2 separate regions of the Mus musculus genome follow, and region 1 is linked to region 2. The links are chromatin loops, found by intact Hi-C in ENCODE. Cell type or tissue: left cerebral cortex. All regions are shown on one strand. Each heading gives the region's core, and the rest is flanking DNA. Links, peaks and the distances in the headings are about the cores only.

Region 1 (9,328 bases), core at 356-8,355, 150 kb before region 2:
TGTTTGTTTTTGTTTTTATTTTTTGTTTTTCGAGACAAGGTTTCTCTGTGTAGCCCTGGCTGTCCTGGAACTCTGTAGACCAGGCTGGCCCCGAACTCAGAAATCTGCCTGCCTCTGCCTCCCGAGTGCTGGGATCAAAGGCGTGCGCCACCACTGCCCCGCTTTGATGTCTTCTGTCTTATGCATGACTGGATATCTATAATTCTAGTTCCCTGAACTAGATATACTACAAATACTGTGTATTTTTGGAATTCAGTGTAACACACTGAAAGCAATATTTTGTAAGCTTTAAATGTTTTACTTAGTTCTCAGGTCAAAGTCTGTCAGTTACTTTTGGTGTGTGTGGAGGTGTGTTTTTCCTGCAGGTAAGTACTTCGTGCTTGCCTGAGGGCACTAGGTCTCCTGGAACAGAACAGTTGTAAGTAGCCTTGTGGGTGCTATAACCAAAGCAAGCGTCCCCTTTGAGAGCAGCAAACATTTAACCATCAACCTATTTCCAGGCCCCATTTCATTTTTGTTTGCTTTTGTCTGCTTTGGGGACAGATCTCCTGTCACCCTGGTGAGCCTAGAACTCTAGCTAGGGTGACCTTGAACTGCCTCACAACCTCCCAGTTTTAAGGTGGCGCTTGGGATCGAACCTAGGACTTGCATGCTAGGCACTCTGTCAGCTGAGCTCTGCCTAGCTCTCCTGCATGCGTCTCAATCCATCCATACAGTAATAACCTCTGAAGAATGACTAATGCTCCATTGTATGCTTATGCAACAGATGAATATTGTTTGAAATCATGCTCATCTGTTGATGGACATTTGGACTGGCTCCTTTTGGCTATTGTGAATGTTAAACCTCTGCCGTGATGTGCAAGTATCTGTCTGCATCTTTTCAGTATTTACTGAGAATTAACTTGCCTTATACAGGATTTCTGCTTTTAATCTCCGAGGAGCCGTCCTGCGTTACCACGGCTAGCCCACCACCTCACTAGGAGAGCTTAAACACTTCGAGACACTTCTCACTCTTAGGAACCACCCCACTCAAGGTTTATGGTATTAAGTATAAGGTTCTTAAAGATAATTTGGAATTACTTGCTAAGTGAAGGAATTTGAAGGGCTCCCATTACCTTTGGGGTGGGGGGTGGGGATAAGGACTTTGGTAAGTGTTTGCACAGGAAAGATACTTCAAACTATAAATGTCGCCTTATCCCACTTCAGCTGAAATATGAGCGAGAAAATGACTGGGAACATCAAGAGCAGTTAATTCCCCTACCCAGGGCACCAAGCCCTGACTCCTGCATGAAATGCTCCAACATAAACAAAGACGCTCGCTTTTCACACCAAGGGTAGGCAGCGGTGCTTTAGGTCCGGGTGTTGGGGTTAGTTTATTAACCCGAGTGACTCAGACAACGAAACAACCTCGGGACCCACAGAAGCATCAAGGGTTCTCGGACATGAAGACACTGGTAGACACACCTGCCAATCACCGGTTGGGAGAGTAGTGCATGTGGTGATTGGTTAGACCCAGGTTCCAACTCCAGCCCCTCTGTCTGAATCCTGCCTTGCTATAATTGGGGTTGGGGGAACCTCTGCTGACCTCTCTGCTGACCTCGGAAGAAGGAAGTGACTGGGCCTGAGTTTATTGTTGGAATCCAGGATACAGTAAAGTTCTGGTTTCTTAGACACATTTCACGTAAATCTGACGTCCTTCCTCCTCCCCCTCCTCTTCCTCCTCCTCCTTCTCCTCCCCCACCCCCACCCCCTCCCCCTCCTCTTCTTCCTCCCATTTGGCCTTATGACTTATTTCCTACTTTCACACAGGTCCAAAGCAAGGTGGGGATTTTTCCTGTGCTTGGGGAAGATGCATCACCTAGACCTTGTCAAATCAGTTCTCTTGAAGCCTTCTCAGCTCTATACGTACATCTTCGGTAGATTGTACAGGAGAACAGATCCCGTGGGCGAGCAGATATAGACAATTACAACTAAACATTAAGTCATTAAAATAGCACCCAACATAGAGTTATTCACATTTTTCAAGAAAGAACTCAAAAGACAGTAAGACAAGTCCCATCATGCGGACTGTCTCCTGGCCTACCCTAGTCTTCCTTTTCTTCCTGGTCGCTCTTGCTTTACATCCACCCCAGGATTACTCATGCAAGCAGCCTGGCTCTGCTTCTCCTGCACTAATCTCATTAATGCAAATCTGATCACATCTCTTAAATCTGATCTGAGCCTCTCAAATGTCAAATTCTGCGATGCCTTGTTGCTTATAGGTTCCTGCAGACACTTTATTCTACTGTAACAGATGACAGGTAAATACACAGAAAATTAATGAAGCCAGTATTGAAGTTTCACAAACAAATCACACTCAGGATCGAACATAATCAGCCTGGACCATTTCCCCTCAGATCCTTAGCCACTGTCCTTTACCCTGGGGGCCACACCCTGTTTTCTGTGGGTAGAGTACTAACCTTGTGTTTACATGGGTCAAGACACGTCAACCCGCATTTTTGTTTCTGGTTTCTTTATCTCGATATTTCGAGGTTCACCCATATTCTTTGTAGTTTGGTCATGAGAATGCATTCCATTATGTGAATACAGTAATGGAATTACGTGTATCCAGATAAATGTTGACAGTAATTGGAGTTGTTTACATTTTGAAGCTATTAGAACATTGCTTCTGTGGCCGTCGTGATGACATCGTTAGAAGCATGAGACATGGTGCGCACATCTCTTGGTTGGATGCCAACAGACAGAAGTCTTGGATCAAGGTTATGGCCATGCTCACACTGATATGTTTAATGTTTTCCAAAGTGTTTGTGTTTTTTACACTCTCGTTAGCAACATATGGGAGTTGCAGTTCAATCAGCATTTTTTTTTCCATTTTGGTGGGTGATAATCGAGTTGCCTATGTTTTTAATTTGCATCTCTATGGTAATTAAGTTGAACACTTGTTTTGCTCACTCGTTTAGTTTGAGACTATGTCAGATATAGTCCATGCTGGCTTGGAATGCATCATGTAGCTGAGGATGACTTTAAAAAACAAACATACATACAAACCAACCACCATTTACTTCTGGGAGGGGGGTGGTTGTGGCACGATGCTTATGTGCAGGTCAGAGGGCAACCCCAGGGAGGCAGCTCTATACTTCTACCCTGTGAGTTCTGGGGATGGAGTCAGGCCATCGGGCTTGGCAGCAAGGGTGTTTTCTGCTGAGCATATACTCACAGCCAGGACGATTTGTGTCTGTTGATGCTTCTCTATACAGATAGCACTACCATCCTTGCCCGCTGAGCCCCTTCTTCTCTGCTTAGCAGCTACTCAGCAGCTACTCAGAAATAACCCTGTGAGACATTTGCTAAAGCTCTTTTTTCCTGAATGTTTTGTGTCTTCCTGCCATTTAACGACTATGGAGCATCTTGAGTATTTGACAAATTTTAAATAAAGTTAAATTCCTTAAACTGACCACATACATTCTGTTGCCAATACTTTCATAAGACTGGTTATTTGATAATGTCCACCCCTCCCTCTATCCATCTTAACACTTGCATTTCAAAGTAAATTGCTGCTAGCAATGCCTGCTAAGTCTTGTAAATACTTGTTTCTGCATGTACTTTTTCTTTTTTAACTAGAACCCAGTGGGAGGTCTCTTTTGATGTAAAATGCACAGAACATTCACAAATTGTTAGCATGGCAAATTTTGAATATTCGTTCACTTGTGAAACCAGAATTTCTTATCAAATATATATAGCACCCTGCCACCCTACAGAGTCCTTCACAGCCCCTCCCATTCCCACCTGCTCAGAGTGAGTCACGTGATTGTCAGCCCCACTATGGGCTACGAATGCCAATTCCAGAATTTGGTATAAGTGGAAATGCATGGTATATCCTTTGCTGTATGGCCTTTTCTCTGCAAACTTATTTGTGACTTAACTATGTAATTGCACAGTAAACATTTACTCCTTTTGAAGTTTTCAGAGTAGACATCCACTTGATGAGGCAGATTATTATAAGTATGTGGGGTTTTATTTTTAATTTAGTGTGTGTGTATGTCGACTGTGTGTATGTATGCCGTGTGGATGTGGTGCCCTTGGAAGCCAAACCAGGAGGGTGTTTGATCCCTGGAGCTGGAGTTCCGAGAGCTTGTGTACCCCTGACATGGGTGCTGGGAACTGACCTGGGTCTTCTGGAAGAGTGCTATATGCTCTGAACCACTGAGCCATCTCTCCTGACCCATAAGCATAAATCCATTTATTGAAGCATAGGTACACTAAATTCTTATATATTCAACCTTTCAAACATGATAGATTTGGAGGTAACTTAATACTTTTCAGACTATCAACATGATCAATGCCTTAAACATATCCATCACTCCCATGATCCCTCCCTGCCTCCCCTTCTTTATTAACATCATAATGATTCAGACCTTGTCCCTCCACACTGCAAAGCTTTTCTCTCTTCAAGACAGTGTCTCACATTGTGTCCCAGGTGGGCGTCAAACTCTCAGTGACCCTGCCTTGGCTTCCTCGGTGCGAGGGTGGCAGGTGTGAACTGTCTTGCCTGGCTCTGTAATGCTTTCGTAGTGTGGATGTGCTGATTCAGTGGTGTGCGCTTGAAACCTGCCTGAAGAAGAAAGATCTCAAATCTGAGGTCAGAGTGAGACACACGGTGAGCACTTCAAAGTGAGAATGTCAAAAAGGGCGATGAGATGACTCCGCAGGTAAGGCACTCGGTGCCAAGCGTGACGACCTGATCCCGGGGACCCACGTGGTAGAGGGGGAAAACCGACGTCTGGAAGTTGTCCTTGGACCTTCACACTTACTCTGTGCTGGACAAGCACACACCTGTATATGCACGCAGGCTTACACACACTAAATAAACTAATAAACAAATGTAATTAAAATAACATTTAAAACAAAAGTGCTGAGATGGGGTGGTGGTGGCACATGCCTTTAATCCCAGCATTTGGGAGGCAGAGGCAGGCAGATCTCTGTGAGTGTGAGGCCAGCCTGATCTACAGAATGAGTTCCGGGACAGTCAGAGAGACATAGTGAGTGCCAGTCTCTCAAAAAACAAAAATAAAGCAAAACAAACAAACAGACAGACAAACAAAAAACAGTGTTATATTTTTGGTTTTTGTTATTCTGAATATTTCCCTGTATATACTGAAAGTATCTCTTCCTATCCCAAGTTCCTTTTGACCCCTTTAATGATGTCCTTTGAAGACAAATATCCTTGACATTAAAACAATCGGGTTTTATCTTACGGCTAGCTTTTTGCTTTATGAGAGGATTTTCTACTTTCTCCGAGCTTTAGCTAGCTTCATCTGCCACTGAGAGTTGAAGATTGGAATGCTGGCTGTCCTGGCTGTTCTGACTAGTTTCATCTCAACGTGACACAATTAGTCATCTGAGAGGAGGGAAACCGCAGTGGGAAAACACACCTCCATAATCCGGCTGTAGCAAGTCCATAGGGCTTTTCCTAATTTAGTGACTGATGGGAAGGCCCAGCCTATTGTAGTTGGGAACAACTCTGGGCTGGTGATTCTGGGTTCTAGAAGAAAGCAGGTGGGTGCTGGAGAGATGGCTCAGTTGTTAAGAGCACTGACTGCTCTTCCAGAGGTCCTGAGTTCAATTCCACATGGTGACTCACAACCATATATAGTGGGATCTAATGCCCTCTTCTGGTGTGTCTGAAGACAGTGACAGTGTACTCATGTATATAAAATAAGTAAGAAAGAAAGAAAGAAAGAAAGAAAGAAAGAAAGAAAGAAAGAAAGAAAGAAAGAGAAAGAAGGAAAGATAGAAAGAGAAAGCAGGACTGAACAAGACACGAGGCTCACCCCAGGAAGCAGAGTGCTGCCAGTACCCCATCTGCATCAGCTCCTGCCTCCAGGTTCCCTCCTGCCTTGGCTTCCCTCATTGGACTATGACTAGTGATATGGAAACCAAACAAATCCTTTCTTCCTCAAGTTGCTTTTGGTCATAGTGTTTCATCATGGCTATGGAAACCAAGCCGAGACAGTGGAATACAGAAGAAAGCTCACATACCATTTCTCTGTGTAGACCAAAGCTGTTCCAGGATGTTTAATTTAAAAGATCACCTCACTGGGAGTTGTCACATGGCAAATGGTCACATATAAATGGTGTTAATATCCCAGTGGTCTGTGCACCTTTGTACCAGTACCAAATCTCCTCTGCTATGGCTTTTAGGACAGGCATTGATGGTGTAGCTTGGGATTTGATTGATTACAATTCAATTAAATGATGGTGCAGTTATTGGCTGCACAGAAGGCAGCATAGATAGAGTCCACTTTTTCTCTGCAAGCTTTTGAGAGTAGCCATGCTCTGGAAGACAATTTACAAGTTTTTGTTTCAAAGCTGTATGCTCCTGAGTTTAGTGATGAAGTGCTCTTCAAAATATCTACACAGGGGCTGGAGAGATGGCTCAGCAGTTAAGAACACCTGGTGCTCTTCCAGAAGACCTGGGTTTGGTTCATAGAACCCATATGGTGGATCACAACCATCTGTACCTCCAGTTCCAAGGAATCCAACACCCTCTTCTGACTTCCAGGGTAGCACATATGTGTGTAGTACACATATATACATGTAGGCAAAACAGTCATGCCATGAAATAAATAAATCTTAAAATTCAGAGTATTTACTTAAAGTTGTTCTTACAAGAAGTTCAGAACGCAGTTTCTTGGCAAGCAGGAGACTGTAGAATCGCACTGGTTGAAGGCGTGCCGTACCAATGCTATTATTGCCACAGTCAGTAGTGATTCTCATGGCTGCTGTAACATGTGTGTCTTGAAGCAGTATGTATGTAGTATTTTACAGTTATAGATAAATAAATAAGACACCAAGTTCTTTTGCACTTGTACTCTTAGAAATAAAAATACCAGCTGGGGTGGTTGTGTTACATGACTTTAATTCAGCACTCCAGAGGCCCAGGCAGGTGGATCTCTGAGCTTAAGGCCAACCTGGTCAACAGAGTGAGTTTCTGGGCAGCCAGAGTTATACAGAGAAACCCTGTCTCAAAAAAACAAAACAAAAGAAAAACAAAACAAATAAACAAAGAAACAAACAAAAAACCCCACAGATTCCTGTTGAAATACAGTTGCTACTAGCCATGGGCTAACTATTCAGTTTGTTTGAGTAGGAGACTAAATATTGGTATGTAAATAGGCCCACACTCTAATCCTGAAGCCTTATATGGCAAAGGGGTTTTGCAGATGTAGTTCAACCCAGGAGCTTGAGATGGGACAATTGTCTTCAGTTACCTATAAGAAGGTGGAGAAGTAGCTTTTATTCTCCAGATGTTAATTGTATCAGAAACTTACGCTGAATAAGCTCTTTCTAGCTCTTTTTGAACTCTGGCTGGCTGGTTTAACTCAGCCCTTCTAGTTCAAACCCCTCTCCAAGCTGCTTGGTTCAAATTGGCTTCTTTGGCTTTTGGCTGAGTTGCTCTGCTTAGAAAAACTGCCTCTGAGTTCCACAAACTGAACTGCTCTGAACTACACTGAGCTCAACTGCACTGAACTGAACTCAACTAAACTCCATTGCATTTCGTGAACTCAACTGAACCGCACGCACTGAAGTGCTCCCCATCCGGACTCACTCTATGCTGCTCTTAAGTAGCCTCTCTTCTTGTCTGTTCTTGTGAAAGTTGGCCATCTTCTACCTCTGACTTATTCTGTCAAGTCTTTCTCTGATTCGTCACTTTGTCTGCCCCTCAATTAGAGTCACTTTCAAGCATGGCTGCTTCCTTCTACAAATCAACTTTACCTTTATTGCTTTTGATTAAAGGTGTGTGCTAAAGGGTGTGTCTGTATTCCAGCCAGAGGGATTAAAGGTGTGTTAGCCTGGCTGGATCACACAGACCTAGAAGATTTTGGGATATGATCCCTCGCTAGAGCAGCCGTGTTGTTTGTTTTAAATTCCTCTACAGGAAGATTTGACCACAGGTCAGAAGATAGCAGGATCCATGACTAAGGGGGGGGGGGGGCTGTGGGCTATGCTGGTGGCTTTGAAACTGGAAGAAGGAACCCCTAACCAAGAAACACAAAGACCACAGCTCTTAACACTGGGACAGGTAAAGAAACATTGTCTCCTCATACCTTTACAGAGTATGTCCTGGCAGATACCTTAATGCTGGCTCAGTTAAACTGACTTTAGACTTCTGATCTCCAAGCTGTAAAATAATATAATATACTGCTTTATGGAACATACATGTTACAGCATCCATGGGAATTAACACTGGTATGACACACCTCAGATCAATGTGACTCTAGAGTCTTCTGATTGCCAAGGAAGCCTATGTGTCAAAGCTCATGAGCTCTGTTTCTTTATGTGCAGACACATCTACATGTGTCCAATATCAGCTTATCATAGAGTGCTTTGTGTAGGACAACCATGCCTGCTAATGACATCCCCCATAGAAGAACCCCAGAACTACAGTCCATGAAGGCTCCCTGCCAATGGCATCCATTGCAAGACCACGTGTAAATGGCTTCCCCCTCCCCCACCCAGAATCTGATACCAAAGAGAGATGTTTCAGTTCAGTTCATTTTTCTTTTTGGAATACCAGAAACATCAAGTAGATGCAATTCACACTTCTTTTGATAACTTTGTCACTTAAGAATTAGTGACTTGGTAGTGGCACAAATCTTTAATCCCAGCACTCAGGAGGCAAAGGCAGGCTAACCTCTGAGTTCCAGGCCAGCCTGGTCTACAGAGCAAGTTCCAGGAAAGCCAGGGCTATGCTGGGAAACATTGCTTCGAGGAGGAGGAGGAGGAGGAGGAGGAAATTGTGACTCAGAGATAAATACAAGCCCTTTCTGTCACTGTTCCTCCTAATCCCCCTAAGTATAGAATCCAAACAGCTACTGCTGCTACTCATTAAATCTCACTGGACATTCAGAAAAGGAAAGAAATAGAGGTGAGATGACTCAGCTCTGTTTACATCCATGTGCAGCTAGGCAGGCCTGCATCAAAGGTGTCGGATGATTGAGACACCTTTAATCTTGCCTTCAAAAGGCTCTCTCTGCACAATGGTCTTTACAGCAGAGCTCGGCAGGTTTCAGCTCCAGGCCCCACGTGTCTACACACGTGTGAGGGTGTAAGAGCAGCTACCCGTTGTTAGGAGGTGTAAAGGCTCCTTCCTTTGAGGATGGTGTAAGGAGCTGGGCGTGGTGCTGTGCACTTTAATCCCTGTACATTTACAATACCAGGGCTGTGATGGCCGAGAAAGGATGATGGCTGAAGATCTGAGGCCACCTTGGGCTTCACAATGAATACAAGATCAGCTTAGGATACACAGTGAGATCCTGTCTGTAAA
Region 2 (9,328 bases), core at 462-8,461:
GGCCTCTGCCCTCCCCCAGCACGCACACAAATCACTCTCTGCCCCTCCTTGAAGGTCCCCTGCACCTGCTGTTGTAACTCTCCATTGACCGGAGCCAGCACTGCTCCGCTTGAAATTTAAGCTTCTACTAAATGAGGCCCTTTATCTATTGCTTTTCTGTACTTTTTTCTGGAGGTAGTGTGGATTCATGTGTGGGTTGGTCATGGCTGATTCAGAGATGGGATGTGGGCCAGAAAGGCTGCTAATGGGCCTGGGGCAAGAAAGAGAAGGGTGAGAGCAGTGCCCTCCTCCCCATCCCTTTTGTGATGCCAGGCGCCATGAGTATGAAGGGCAGAAGGATCCAGTGAGCCTTCAGGCAAGTGTCTGCCCCCAAAGTCTAAAAGTCCAGGTTCTGAGCACAGTCAGGTCCTGCTCCAGGGGGAGCTGGGATGCAGAAGGGTCAGGATGGAACAGGGCTGCAAGAGGAGGGATGATTGCACTGGGAGGATGGATGCAGCCCTCTAGATGGTCCATGGTCCAAGCCCACACTGAGTTAGGCTCCTACACAGCTGCTTATCACTTCCTATCACATCTAGTAGAGAACTCAAGATGAATAGCAATGCCTCGAATGTGTCTTAAAGTCTGTCAGCAAAAGTAAATGATTACAAAGGCTCAGGGTATCTAGGCTTTCAGTGGCTTCTGAGCAGGGTCATTTTTAAGCCAGCAGCTGTCTTCAGAATTACTCTGTCTCTGCTGTCACAGAGGGTGACTAAGTTAAGGGCAGAGGCTCAGAATTCTTCCCTTTACAGGATGGGGATCCAAACCAGGGAATCAGAGTGAACTCTGTAGAGTCCTGCAGGCTGAGAAGAGCTATACGGGCGAGTAGGGGAGGCTGAGTTACTTTAGAAATAAAGACACCAAAATGATTAGAATTCCTTTTGGGCCTCCATTAAGGAGAAAAAGCAATCAGCCCTGATGGGCCAGGTTGATAACACTCGAATTCTCTTCCCACACCAGCGCACAACTGCCTTCACTTCTGTAGACTCTCTGCCTCCTTACCAGGGAAGCACCATGCTCAGAGCTGGGGACCAGGCCTAATGATACCCATGTGCCCCCTGCTCCCCCTCCTAGGCTACAAGGGTTCCATTGTACACTCATATAACAGACATGGTGCCTTCTGAAAGCCAGGTACCCAGGAGATGGTCAATAAAACTATCACAAGCCTGGATACAAAAGAGGCTATGTGTGAACACTGTGTGTGCACGTGCATGCTCATGCATGTATGTGCCTTCATGAGTATGTTTATGGGGGGCGGGTGGCACAAACAAACAAAACGGAAACAACCCTCCTTAGAGGGAATGACTGTGGCTTTGGGACTCTACATCTCCAAAAGCCTCCTGTGGGTGGTAAAGGGGCTGATGGAGGCTGATGCTCTGGAGGCTGGGACAACTAGACACATGCTCTTGGACATCTGCGAAGGCACCACAAGTTGATGACAGTGCTGAGTGCTGACTGTGCTTGGCATGCTGGCTGCCACCTCACTGGACATCACTGGTAAAAGAGGGCTAGAGAGCTAGATTTAAGTGGCAAGGACAGTCACGTGATAGTCAAACTTCAGCATCCGCCAAATATCCATCACTAGGAGACAAAGTGAGTATGTTCATCTGTTACTGATTAAAAAAAAAAAGATGTTCATGCTGGAGAAAGAGACAAGAGTAGGTTCCTGAACAGGATATACAGTAGATGAGCTAAATGGTCTCTGTCTACCATGTAGAGGCAAGCATATTTATAATTACCAGGGTACCCTGGTACCAACTGTAAGCAGTCATTACAGCACAGTGGTTCTCAACCTGTGGGTCGCAAGCCCTTTAAGGGTCACATATAGGTTATCCTGCAGGTTAGATATTTACATTACGATTCATAACAATAGCGAATTTATAGTTATGAGTTAGCAATGAAATAATTCTATGGTGGGGGGCGGTCACCACTAACGTGAGGAATTGTATCAAAGGGTCACAGCATTAGGATGGTTGAGAACCACTGCTCTAGACTATCATTGTCCAATAGGACTTCCTGTAGGGATTGAAAATATGTATCCATTGCCTAACAACAGCCACCAGCTAAGGATGCTGACTGAGCTCATGAAATTCTCCTGTGGCTGAGGAATCTCAATTTTAAGTATGAATGGGCACCTGTGGCTAGTGGCAACAGTGCAGCATAGCAGTACAGGGTATGGCCAGGGAGGACTAAGGCCTGGGTTTTGTTTGTTTGTTTTTAAGATTTAACATTGTAAGAGTAGGACCTATGCACAAAGACTGCATTCCACATCTAACCTAAAATTCGATGTCTTCTGATGGTTGTATATGATTGTAAAAAACACCACGATCAACACACAGAACTCTTCTACCACCTCCCAAAGAAAATTCCAACCTTGGTGAAACAGCCAGTAAATACTGCAGAGACAACAGCTGGGCCTTCTACTCTTTGCATTTCTTCTTCAGAATTCAAGGTCTTCAACCTGTCCTAAGTTAATCATAGAGTCCGACTAAGATAAAGGCCTCTTTTTCCTTTCCTTTTTCTTCTTCTTTTTCTTTTCTTTTTCTCTTTAATTGGATATTTTCTTTATTTACATTTCAAATGTTTTCCCCTTTCCAGGTCTCCCCTTCGGTACCCCCTATCCCATCCCTTCCCCTGCCTCTATAAGGGTGCTCCCCCACCCACCTGCCCACGACTAAGGCCTGTTTTAATAACTGATGCCTTGACTGTCCTACCATAGTTCTGTGCTGTACACATGTAGGTGTTCAGTGTGTAGTTGTGTGAACTATAAAATTACCTATCTAGGCTTGTTTTGTCTGGAATTATGGGAGACTTCTACTTTAAGACTCTGCCCATAGTCACCAGTTATGACAGCCAACCATCAGAGTTGAGTTTTTATAAGGATGTAACTTAAGCATTTATTAAAAAACAACCTCCCTCAAGCCCTGATCTTCCAATTTTGAACAGCGCCATGTCAACCTTACTCCTTTAAAACCCATTTGAGAGTCTCTCTCACTAGCACGGCTTTCTCCCGCCACGCCCCAAACTCCTCCCATGTCTGCCCAAGGTTGTGCTCTGTTGGTCTGGTGGGGAAGGAGGATGGTCTTGGACAAGGAGCTTCTTCCTGGGGACTCAGCTGACCCTCTCCAGAGGAACACTCCTGGATGCCACAAACCACTTCCTCAGCCCCACCCTCTCCTCCTGACTGAAGTCACAAGGAAAAGTCCATCTTTCTCTTCCGTGTAGACTCAGGGTTTCTGTAGCTGAAGTGAGGTCAGTAGCAGAGAATGTTTCTGAGGGAAAAATTACCTGACAGGAGACGCTGTCCCATCTCTGAATATCTGGGTGAGCCACCAGTCTGACTGGTCACCCTGGGAAGTCAACTAACTGGGCCTCAGTGGCAAGACCTGCTTCTCTCTGCCTGTCCAGTATTCTGCTAGCCAGAGCCCTGCCCACCTGCCCAAAGCTCCCTCTGCCAACTTTGGAGAATGCCACTGTGTGACACCAGTGTCAGGCTGGCTCTTAGCCTCAGCCACCTTCTGAGCATGCACAGGCAATGCTTCCATACCACCGTGGGTCCCTGTTCACTTTCTTTCCTGCAGGCTGGTGGATCCCTTCCCTCAAAGCTCGACACATTTGTTAGCTGTAAGTTGATCCCTTCTTTTCAGCACACATTTATGGAGTACAAAGTGTTCCAGGCGCTGGAGGCATAGCTCCTGCTTTCGGTGGACTGGACTATCAGGGAGGAAAACCATCAAGCAAAGAAGTGAGTCACAATATGTCACAGGAGGTTTGCACCTAGGGGAGGTAGAGGTAGAAGGGTGAAGGTGAGGAGGCTTCAAAGGGTCTCTTGGAGGAAGAAGCGTGTCGGAAAGATCTTTGTTCAAGTGAGTAGGCCTGTGCTGCAGACAGCCACGAGGAAAGCATCTAGACAGACAAGCAGCAGCAAGTGCAGAGGTAAGACGATCCCTGGGGCTTCCAGGAGAGCAATGGCTGAGAGGGACAGAGGCAGCCAGGGCTTTGCCACCTGGGGCCTGGTACAGAAAGTCCCTAGAGGACGGAGAAAAGACAGAGCAGAGCTCTGAGTGGGAAGGGAACTGCATAGCCCAAGGCTGCCTATGCAGGAAAGGTGGTGGCCCTGGAACGTATGGGGCTGAAAGCAGCCCGTTACCCAAACAGGCTGCCTCCAGCTCTGGGTTTCACATACTGTTAGCATCTGTTAGCGTCCTCTGGTCCCTTCCTGACAGTAGGAACACAGCGAGATACAGGCAGGCAAAAGCCACATGAAATAAAACCCTGATCATGCCATACCACAGAAAGAAGCTGGCCCATTACCATGGCTGCATTGCCACCAGCTCTTGAACTATCAAGAGCCTTGATTTTTGCCATGCCAGAGTCACCAACCAAAGGGAGAGTGGAAGCCAGGTTCCAGAAAGCACCAGCGAGAGAAGAAGCCATGAAAACCTTCCACCACTGACAGAACTGGCTGTCCCCTCCGACCCTGAGGATTCAGGATTGATCAACTTTCTGGGAAGGAAGAGTTCTTATTACTTCAGGAGAAGAAGCAGGATTTTAAACTTCCCATCCCATGTAAATATTTACCCAGCCCTTGCCCTGGGGCAGGGCTCTGAGAGAAACAAACCAAACCAAACCAGCCAAATGCTGCTGCCTGCTTGGACTCCCACTGTAGCCCCAGGGCCTGAGCAGGCTGCACTGAGTGTTCAGTGGACAGAAGGCTCTGCTCTAATTTCCCCAAAACATCCATTTACCCCTCAGAACTGGGGTGGGCAGTAGAGTTGCCAATCCTCTCCACACAAATGAGACTCAGAGAAGCTCTGCCACTCTCCCATTATTTAAGGTAGACTGCTAGACCCAGAGCCCAAACTGTCAAATGGTTGTGTTTCATCTGCAGTCAGCAAACCTAGGAAGATTTTTTGGTAACAAGCACAGCATAAACATGGTAAAATGGCTCCAGTGTACACAGTAGCAGGAGGAAGATCCATCTAAGCTGTGCTGAGCCTAAATGATGGGTGTTTGGAAACTTACACATTTTTTATTGCCTGCAGGCCCACAGTGATAGGGGGCTAATCTGTGAGACACTAACCAGTACAGGCCTCTGTTGCCTGCTGCCAGGCACAGCTAAGACTGGATTGCAGCAGGAGCAGGTGGCTTATCCTCAGGACTTAGCATGCTTACAGTACAGGAAGGACTATGGAGATACTGCCTGAATCTCCTCTTAACTATTTCTATGTCCAAGTGACAGTGACTTTAAGTAGTGACATTGCACTTTAAGAAACAGGATCCCCCTCTGCATCTTCCGCACTGCTGGGCAGTCACTGGTGGTTGACACCATCCCCAGTCTCTTCTTCTGGCACAAGCCAGATTTTGTTCTTCCCAGAGAGGGACCCACAACAGAGAAGATGCTAACTATCACTGTGAACGGCAATCACCTGACGGTTCTGTATCCATGCATTCAACCGGCTGTGGATAAAAGATATTCTGGAAAATAATCCATCCACACTGAACATGTATAATGCTCAGGCTTTTCTTACTCCCTAAATGTTGAGTGTAACAGCTTTCTGCATAGCATTTACATTAGCCTGGGTCTAAAAAGTAATCTAGAGATGACTTAAAATACACAGGCAGCTAGCCATATGTAGGTTGTATGCAAATAGTACATCATTTTTATATAGGATAATTAATTGGGAATTTGAGAGTTTGTGTCTAGAAATTTCTGTGAATATAAACAGATGACTGTCCTGAGTTTCTAGGGCTGTTTGTTATTTCCTTTACCTAACTGATATGAATACTGGCCCTCCAACTTCTAGGTTAAAAAAAATAAATAAAGAATCTATACAGTCAACTAGAGAGAAAAAGACAGCAGATACTACTGGCCATTACCACACCTTAGGTATAACCTTACTCATACCTAATTTTGGTAATCCTGAGAAATAAGTATCATCTCCATTTTATACTCACAGAAACTGAGGTCAGAGAGGGAAGAAGCTTTGAAGTTAGAAAGCTAACAAATGGGGGCAGTTTCTGCATCTCGCGGTTATACGGTACTGTCTGTAAAAAGCACATATAGCTAGATAACTCTATAGGCCAAATGGGGGTCCCAGGATGGAGGAACTAGGAAGGCTGGGCATCCAGACTTGTGGCATTTACTAGGTGTTCGTAGCATGCATATGAGTGTCGGGGCCTGGGGCAGGGCCAGCATGAGTCCGTTCTGGCAATGGGATGGCAACTGATGGAGGCTACCAAAGTGGAGACTGTAATACGCTAAGGGAAAAGTCTCCAGCTAGAACAGGGATGGGGCAGGACCCGGAAGTCCACTCACAGGCATGGAGGGGAGGAAGAAAAATGAGCAGAGAGGAGTAAGCTGGGAAGGAAGCAAGGAACAATGGCCAAATAAGGAAGTGCCAGTGATGAGCTTCCTTTCCTGTCCAGATCTGCACACTTGGTAAAAATACACCATATGTCTCACCCTGGCACACGGAGATGTTGAGGCATACTGCTATTGGTGGGTGGCATTAAAGATACCCCTCAGGAGCCAAAAAAGAGGCCACTCCACCCTCCTGGAATAGCAACCCCCAGCCCAGCTGGTCCAGGAATTCAAACTCAGCCAGGCAGTACATATTCCAACCCAAGAGGCCAGAAAGGCTGCCCTCCACTGCTGTTCCCTGAAGAGGATTCACTGGGCAGAGTGAATGACAGTGGCATTAGCATGTGGGGAAGGGAACTGAAAGGCTGTTTGGTACTGATGGGGTTGATCAGGCCTGGCAGAGGATCCCAGGATGGTTCTTGATCACTCCCCTTACCCTCAGCCACATACCCTGAGTCCTAAGCTTCGGGGACAGATTCTGCCTATTCACAGATTACGAAATCGGTGGCTCTGGGGCTGGAGAGGTGGCTAGCTGGCTATTCAGCATGAGGACCTGAGTCCTGTATACTCAGCATCCGGGTAAAAAGCTGGGTGCTGTGGTGTAGAGCTGTATTCCCAGTGTTGGGAAGGTGGAGACAGGAGGTTTAATAAAACGACTTAAAGGAAGATGCCCAACATCAACCTCTGGCCTCTGTGTGATGAATGTGTGTAACCTCAGACCCCCAGAAATGGGTAGCTCTCTGCAGTGGCAGTGTCTCAGGTCAGGGGCTACAAGAGCCCTGTATCTGGGTTCATGGGATCTTGGTAGAGAAACCTAGCCCTAAATAAAGGCCCAGGGCCTGTCTGCCAGCAGTTTGAGGATCTCACTGTAGAAAGGGTAAAACTTCAAGATGATCCGAAGGTGACCAGGAAGGGCTTTCATGACCCCGAGTTCCTAATTGCAGCTAAAAAGGAGGCATGTGGCGGAAATGACACGGGACAGGAAGTGCTGCTGTATGAGTTCAGATTTCAGAAGGGATGCCTGGAGTCCCTAAGTGGAGGGCTTAGCCAGGAAGTGGCCAGCTGTGGCACTGGGAAGAGGGGCTTCCTATAGGAATAAGAAGCAGACACAGGCTGGGAAAGACAGGGACAGAGGACACTGCAGCTGTGGGAGGAGCGCACAGCACTCTGCAGGCAGAGACATGAACGTGCTTTCTCGAAAGGAGTGGTCAGGACCAGGCTTTCAGTTCCTATTCCTAGAAATGCTTTTTCCTTGCTGGACCAGCTCATATGTCAGTTTCCCCATGAAACCTCTTTCCTTCAGCACCCCACCCCCACCCCTAGGCACTGGATGACAGCTCTGCAGCTTTGGTTTCAGCCCTTCTCTCCAAGCATATGAGGGACACTACCAGATCCTGGAGCTGCCAGTAGAGGTAGAAGCAGACTCCCTTTCCTCAATAGGAGCTGGATGTGGCACCCGTGTGCCAAAGGGTCCTATGTTGGAGGCTTCGTTCCCGGTGTGCTAATGTTGGTAAATAATGGAGCCTTTAAGAGCGGGCCCTTAATTAAGACACTGAGGCATTGCTTTCTGAAGGGATAAATGCCAATGTGTGGGGTGATCTAGTTATTCACAAGCAAGTTGTTTTTTAAAAGCAGAATATACATGGCTTCCAGTCTTGCTTTGTAACTGCTATTGTATGTCTGTGACTGATACAACGTCTGTACGAAGCTCTCGTCAGATCTAAGAAGAAGCAGGGCCACATGCCCTGGCACTTCCAGAACTATGAGCAAAATAAAACTCAGCTCTTCGTGTACTATCCAGCATTGAGTGTTTTGTTATAGCAAAGGAAAGTTGGCTAATGCACCCTTCTCAATACAACTTCAGAAAAGCTTTCTGCTAGCTGAATTAAAGCATACGGTGTCTTCACTATGTAGTGGAGTTGTAACTACCAAGTTGTAACTATGAACAAGGCAGCATTCATCCTTAGTGACCAGAGAGTTGCCCTTGAGTGACTGTTAGAGCCATTCCTCAGGCTAGAACAGAGGAGCAGGAGACTGAGGGCCTAGGAGAGAGCATCTCACTCTAATGACCATGACTCAAGACAAGGGGACATTTTTGGAACTGTGTTAGCTATTCTGAGCATTTTGGCATGAGAATACTCTTTACTAAGTGGGACTTGTAGATATCACCAAGCTTTGTAAGGCAGCTAAGGAAATGACCCATTTTATAAAGCCATACTGCAAGAGAAAAGTGAGGGGAGGGAAGCAGAAGGGAATGTGGCATTATCTAAATAGACTAAAGACATTTTCTAAAATGGTACAAAAATAATTAAAAGCTGTGAGTACTTCAGTGAGTCAGTCAGTGTGGCTGATGCAGGAGGCTGGCTGCCCCCACTGGTGACAGGACACTGCATCTAAACAGCTCCTATTTAACAACTGCTCGGTTTGAAACTGCTTGGTTTGCTTGGTTGTGGTAGGTATGCTTTTTGCCTCTGGGCACAATATGATGCCACCTTGGAGTAGAGATTAATGTGACACAGTAGCCATGGCAACTAATAAGCACAATAACTTATGCTCTGGTAACCAGGTCTGATGGCAATGGAACTGCTGCCATACTCTCAAGTATGTCAAACCCTTCTTCCCCAAGTATACTCTTGTAGATGGGGGAGGGGAGGGTCTTAGTATACAGCTATTAGTCCCCATCATACCCCTTAGCTGCCAACAATCCTGAAAACTGCTGGATCATATGGGAAGAGAAGGTTGCATGAAAGGAGTCTGTGGTGCAGCTTCTGAGAAGTCACCATTCATGACAGTTGAGACTTTTTTTTTTTTTTTTTTTTTGTAAAGAAAAATGGAACTTAATCTTTATTTATAGGACATGACAGGGTACGAAATTCTACATAGAAATAAACTCAGAGGACAGCTTCATAGAGTATGTACAGTTTATAA

What was found. A loop is a pair of places that touch in the nucleus more often than their neighbours do. Peaks named below come from ENCODE experiments on the same cell type or tissue, not always from the same donor. Only the 100,000 strongest peaks of a DNase experiment are listed, where the experiment ranks them.
Region 1: it touches region 2 in a loop (2.1-fold over the local background); 5 of 42 quality-filtered maps call a loop at or near these places.

Annotation. Positions count from the first base shown.
Region 1 is chr5:74,096,555-74,105,882 of GRCm38, forward strand. No RefSeq gene overlaps it. Among named protein-coding and RNA genes, the nearest start is that of Snora26, 7.7 kb to the left of the region's middle. In left cerebral cortex, for the core only: a CTCF peak has its summit at 5,670 (motif pointing left); DNase peaks (open chromatin) are centred at 3,726, 4,574 and 5,418.
Region 2 is chr5:74,246,495-74,255,822 of GRCm38, forward strand. All of the region lies in intron 5 of Scfd2 (Sec1 family domain containing 2), which reads right to left. Among named protein-coding and RNA genes, the nearest start is that of Rasl11b, 56 kb to the left of the region's middle. In left cerebral cortex, for the core only: no CTCF peak of the experiment used is centred there; DNase peaks (open chromatin) are centred at 5,042, 5,143, 5,435, 5,530 and 3 more places; H3K27ac peaks cover 4,513 bases.